2 separate regions of the Homo sapiens genome follow, and region 2 is linked to region 1. Evidence: chromatin loops called from intact Hi-C (ENCODE). Cell type or tissue: transverse colon. All regions are shown on one strand. Links, peaks and the distances in the headings refer to the core of each region. The heading gives the core; the rest is flanking DNA. Region 1 overlaps FOXN3 (forkhead box N3). Region 2 holds the start of FOXN3-AS3 (FOXN3 antisense RNA 3).

Region 1 (2,806 bases), core at 217-2,716:
GCACAGATCATCCATAGACGAAATGAAAAAAAAAAAAAAAAAACTAATGAGAAATTTTATAGAGTAGGGAACAGTGACCTCATGTGAACCCATGGCTCAATCTCAGCTTCCCCAAGAGGGGGATGACCAGGCTTCTGGAAGTGATATATCCAGAATGTGACCCAGACGTTCGTACTTCCTTCCATTTGACAGGAAATAGAAGGAGAGAGAGAAGCAAGTTACACGAAATCACAAGGAAGTAAACAGAATGCAAGTACTCTATAGTGTAAGCCATGGGTCTCTTTTAACAGGGAAGGGAATGAAAAAGGAAAGAGGGCATAGGAGTGCTGCAGACTGACACAGACAGGAAACATCACAAAAGGCACTGCAGGAACCACATTTGGACCCTAATTCAAACAAACATTTTGTAAACAGGGATATCTGAATATGGACCTGGCATTAGGCAACACCAAATAATTGTTCATTTTGTTAGGGGGGACTTGAGCATGGTTGTTATGTAAGAAACCGTCAATTATTCTTATGTATACCGAAATGTTTGAATTGTAAATGTCATCTGCTTCAAACTACTTCAGCAAGGCTGGGTGCAGCGACTCATGCCTATAATCCACAGCACTGTGGGAGGCTGGGGCAGGAGGATTGCTTGAGGCCAGGAATTTGGGACCAGCCAGGGCAACATGGCGAAACCCCGTTTCTATGAAAAATACAAAAAAAAAAAATTAGCCAGGCATGGTGGTATGTACTTGTAGTCCCCCCTTCGGAGGCTAAGGCTAAGGCTTGAGCATGAGAGTCTGAGGCTGCAATAAGCCATGATTATGCCACTGCGCTCCAGCCTGGTCAACAGAGTGAAACCCTGTCTCAAAACAAAAAACCGAAAAACAACTTCAGAAACAGCGACAACAAAAAAGAATAAATAAAATAAGTGTGACAAACCTTTGTCAACTACTGAATCAGGATGTGTGTTATGGGGGTATATCAAGTCATTATACGATTCTAGTTCTGTGTATGTTTGAAAATTTCCGTGATTCAAAAATAAAAATAAAACTCTTATCTTCTGAAGTCCTTTCAGAGATAAAACGAAAGCCAAGCTGTCTCTTTTGCCCTGACTGACTCATTCATGAGAACATGCTCTTGATGAAATCTCAGCAACTGGAAAGACCTCAAGAGGGCACCTAGTTCAGGGATTCTCAAACCTGGCTCCATGCTGGAAACACCTAGGAAGCTTAGCAGAACTACCAGTTTTCCCCAACCCACCTCACACCTAATGAATCACAATCTCCAGAAAGGGGCCCAAGAAAACGGGAATTTTTTTTTTTTTTGAGACAGGGTCTGGCTCTGTCACCTAGGCTGTATCTCGGCTCACTGCAACCTCCACCTCCCGGGCTCACACCATCCTTCCATCTCAGCCTCCTGAGTAGCTGGGACTACAGGAGTATGCCATCATGCTCAGCCAATTATTTTTGTATTTTTTGTAGAGACATACATGTTGCCCAGGCTGGTCTCAAACTCCTGCACTCAAGCAATCCTCCCGCCTTGGCCTCCCAAAGTGCTGGGATTACAGGTGTGAGTCACCGTGCCCGGCTGGGAATTGTTTTTTAAGTGCCACAGGTGATGTAATCTAGTATGTTCCCTCCCCAACATCCCAGCCAAACAGTTGTCCAGCAGGGTATGTGTTCCAAGCCCTCAGGGACAGGGATCACACAGGATTCCACATTTTCACTGCTACGTCAAGCCTAACCGTATTCTTCACTTTCAGAAGAAAATTAAAAGTGGAATAGCTAATTCACTGCATACAACTTGCAAGGTTTCAATGTTCTCGTTCAATTTAAGGTATTTCTCACCAACCTTCAGGTGCATTTAGTCACTGTGTTGAAGGCAACTTCAGTGTGGGAGCTCCCGCCAAATAAAATCTCATAGGAAAAAACAAGTTTACCCATAGAGCTAAAGGAGCTTTCACTGGGCAGAGTATCAGGGAGAATGCCATAGTAGCATACCCCAAGTGACTGGGCCAGGTCAATGCCCTGGAAGGACCTGGGTGTACCTGAGCATACCTGGGAGCCTGCACCTCTCACAGCAGCCAGCAGCTGGCCTGGGGGAACCCAAGAAAGAGGAGAAAAGTGGAAAAACTCACACCTCTTGCTTTGTTCTCACAGAATCGCAAATGCTGGGAACAAACTCCCAACCACAAAACTGACTGGCATTTGATCAGAAACATGTCAACACAGGTCAGGATGGCTGGGAAGCCAGAACTGAATGTTTCATAACATTAACAATCTCAAGTCTTTAAAACCATTCTCTTTCAACAGGTGATACCTGAATGTATCCGGATTGACAATCTTCATCCCTGGAAAACATGACTCCCAGAATCCAGCGGTGGGGGACGGGGGGGTCGCATGGCGGGAGAACAGCTCCTCCCAGTGTGCCTCAACACAGGGCATCCAACACCCACTTGTCACTCCCAAGGCTGACTGATGAATAATGTTCCCAAGTCTCGCTGCACGCCTTGGCGTTGGTCTTTTCTAACATTTCAGAGTGTGCATTTGCTAAATTACTTCTATGTGCACCGGCATTATGTCAAACACGAAGATTCAAGCATGCAGGAACTTGCAGACTCGTTTTACACCAAACTAAACGCCCTGTTTGTTGCTTTATCACTGCTGTGAGGCTTTGGGGGACCTGAGCAGCACTTTCTTCTCCACGTTCTCAGTCTGGAATTGCTTTTGAAGACTTTCCCTTTCTTGCCACAAAGACCCACCTATACAGAAGCTTTAAATACCACAGACCTGGTTCTTTACAGAGGAGCAATGAA
Region 2 (2,806 bases), core at 302-2,801, 59 kb before region 1:
CCCAGCTACTCTCAGGCGGCTGAGGCAGAAGAATCCCTTGAACCCAGGAGGCGGAGGTTGCAGTGAGCCAAGATTGCACCGCTGCACTCCAGCCTGGAGAGAGAGCAAGACTCCGTCTCAAAAAAAAGCAAAAAAGGAAAACAGAGGCACGGGTCTACACATCTCAATATTTAGCATGGTATTTGGATGTGAGCAAGGTCTGGGCAGTGCTCTCAAATGTCTCGCTTTTCCCGCAGCATTTCCAGCCACCTGCAGCTCAGTTCAGAGTGACATTTGCCAAGCACACCTGCAAGTCCTAGCAATAACCGCCCATCTAGTATAATCACCATCTTCTTCAGGATGCTAAGTACCAGCCCCATGAAAGCCAAGCACTTCCCAGGTACCCCTCACAGCGATCCAGCAAGGGGCTGACGGGTGATTCCCCGCATCACAGTGGACCCAGCCAGATCACGTCAATTCGGCATTTTGGGGTCCCTGTTTAATGACTCGGTGTTTCACTTCCATCTTCTCTAGGTCATGTCAACAAGTGGCCTGATGGCTTAGAATTGAACCAAATGCCACATCACTGTTAAGACACAGAAATATTGTACAATTACCCAGTGTTCAGTGGCTTCAGTGCAATTTCACACACTAGAGGATCCTGAAGCAAACTCTCAGCTTTCAGATGAAGGGATGACAGTCCCCAGGAAAGAGAAAGTGACTTGTTCTCATGGACTTAAGGCATGGAAGAGGCAGACTAGAATCTCATCTGTCATCTCCCTCCACCGCCAGTGACCTCTGTGGAGGTGAAATCTAAGCACCGCATGGGCAGAAGCAGAAACTGGTTTTTTTTCCCCCCTCAGTCAACTGGGGATAAAGGCTGGAGGTGACGGAGTGGGGTCTGAAATATTCCTTCGGAAATGATTTTCATTACAAAAGCTCTGGTTCATCTGCATTTTTATGTCTATATTAAAAATCAAATGAAGTCATTAAGCTAAGGCCAGCTCAGAATGCCTCTCGCCTGAATATGCATTCCTGTTCCAACCCCCAGAGCTCCTCTATAATCCTTCGAATTATTAAATAATTACTGTGTTTCCCTCGGGGTCACATTTGGCAACAAAATACTGGTCTAAAGGAACCAATGACATGACCCAGTGAGTAACACTCATGTTCTTAACTTCCTAGAAGCAAAGGGAGATGAAATACTTCTGAGGTGCAGAGTGGAAAACCCAGAGAAGGGTATTCCATGCAGCTTGGAGAGTCGGGGGGTGGGGGTAGAATGACAAAGAAACATGAGAATCTGGGAAATATTTCAATAATTAGTGTCACGTCCTCCTTCACCAACCTTGTACATCGGCAATTCTCCACTCCAATCCTGGTTCTCTTCCATTTGGGGAGTGGCTATGGCCACAAGGAGAAAACCAAGCATATGGCTCTGTCCTTCTGGACATGTCTACTATGTTGGCTGGGCTGCTTTGGAAAATCCCACTTTCTCTCCTACAGCTATATGACCTCAAGTTGTCATTTCGAATAAAGTATGCTTCCACTGATTTTTATGAACACAGACAAAAGCTGCTACAACCTTCCCCCCCACACACCAAACCTTTCAAATCAACTGTAGTTGCTATGTAAGGTTATTTGTTTCTAAGGCAACAGTGTATATCTAAGTACTAATGGCCTGTCCTTTTGCCAGGCAACAAACAGCCTTGTGATGCAACTGCACCTGTCTCGGCTACGCGTTACTATGGAGACGCTCCAGTTGCTATGGGTACCATCACGCTAATCGCCTAGCAAAGGCAGACATACAGCAGTCTTCTCAGAGAGCCCAGCTGTTCCTCCCTGTCTCTTGCTGAAGACTGATTGTCTAGGGCCTGTGATGGAATGCTTCTCAACTGAGATGCAGAAGAACTTCATTAATGCTATTTCAGAAGATCACTTTGTGCTCCCTCCTGCAGAACAAACAGCAGACTAGGAAAAGAATCTGCAAAGAAGTGGACTGTAAAATTCCTGAAGTCTATGACATCATGCCATCCCTAATTAACCTCAACTTGCAGTCCAAGGATAATTCCTCTTAACTAGGTGGTTACGATAGAAACATTTCTATACATTTTTAAATATTTTTTTGTAGAACTGAGGAATGCACTTCAAATTCAAGTACTATGTATTCATAAAAATTGATCTTAAAAATTTGGTTCTGATTATTTGGCTCTCTTTTGGAATCTAACATTAAGACACTTTTTAAAAAAGTGACAGGCTACTTACCCTCCCTTCCAATGATATATTTGTAAAAATGGTACCCATGACCTTACTGTCTCAAACAAATGGGCATGTGAGGAGGATAAAATGTCTCTATTGTTTCTACTGTTCTCCTTGAAGAAGCAAAGACCAAGTAACCACAACAAAATGGTCACCTGGGAGCACCGTCTACATGGAGACTGCGAAAGACAACAGTGGGGACAACTGAGTGAGCCTCCACTGAATGTCTGCAGAGACCGGCCAGATGAGGGGATGATGGAGTTGCCTGCTTGACTCGTTCCTGTACTTTTATCCCAACAAAACATGACACACACCGAGATGTGAAAGCTGTCGACTTTTCTTTGTAAATGTTTCTACCCAGGAAGACATGATTTCACCCACCATGAAGCCTTCTGGAAGCACATTCCTCTGACGCTGCAGCAGCGGTAAGGTTTGTAGGAAATACAACAGTGGATATGCCTCCTAATAATACTTAATTTCTTTCTCATTTACCTGCAGTTATTTTTAAAATCTCGTACGGCCTATTAAATTAATTTCCGCGCAGGTCTCTGCCAAAATAATGCCATTTCAG

What was found. Peaks named below come from ENCODE experiments on the same cell type or tissue, not always from the same donor. Only the 100,000 strongest peaks of a DNase experiment are listed, where the experiment ranks them.
Region 2: it touches region 1 in a loop (1.9-fold over the local background); 27 of 110 quality-filtered maps call a loop at or near these places.

The regions. Positions count from the first base shown.
Region 1 is chr14:89,406,974-89,409,779 of GRCh38, forward strand. All of the region lies in intron 2 of FOXN3 (forkhead box N3), which reads right to left. Among named protein-coding and RNA genes, the nearest start is that of FOXN3, 8.9 kb to the right of the region's middle. In transverse colon, for the core only: no CTCF peak of the experiment used is centred there; a DNase peak (open chromatin) is centred at 1,560; H3K27ac peaks cover 563 bases.
Region 2 is chr14:89,347,834-89,350,639 of GRCh38, forward strand. All of the region lies in intron 3 of FOXN3 (forkhead box N3), which reads right to left. FOXN3-AS3 (FOXN3 antisense RNA 3) reads left to right here and starts at 2,454. Exons shown (of 2, transcript NR_188029.1): 1 at 2,454-2,660. In transverse colon, for the core only: no CTCF peak of the experiment used is centred there; a DNase peak (open chromatin) is centred at 1,728; H3K27ac peaks cover 403 bases.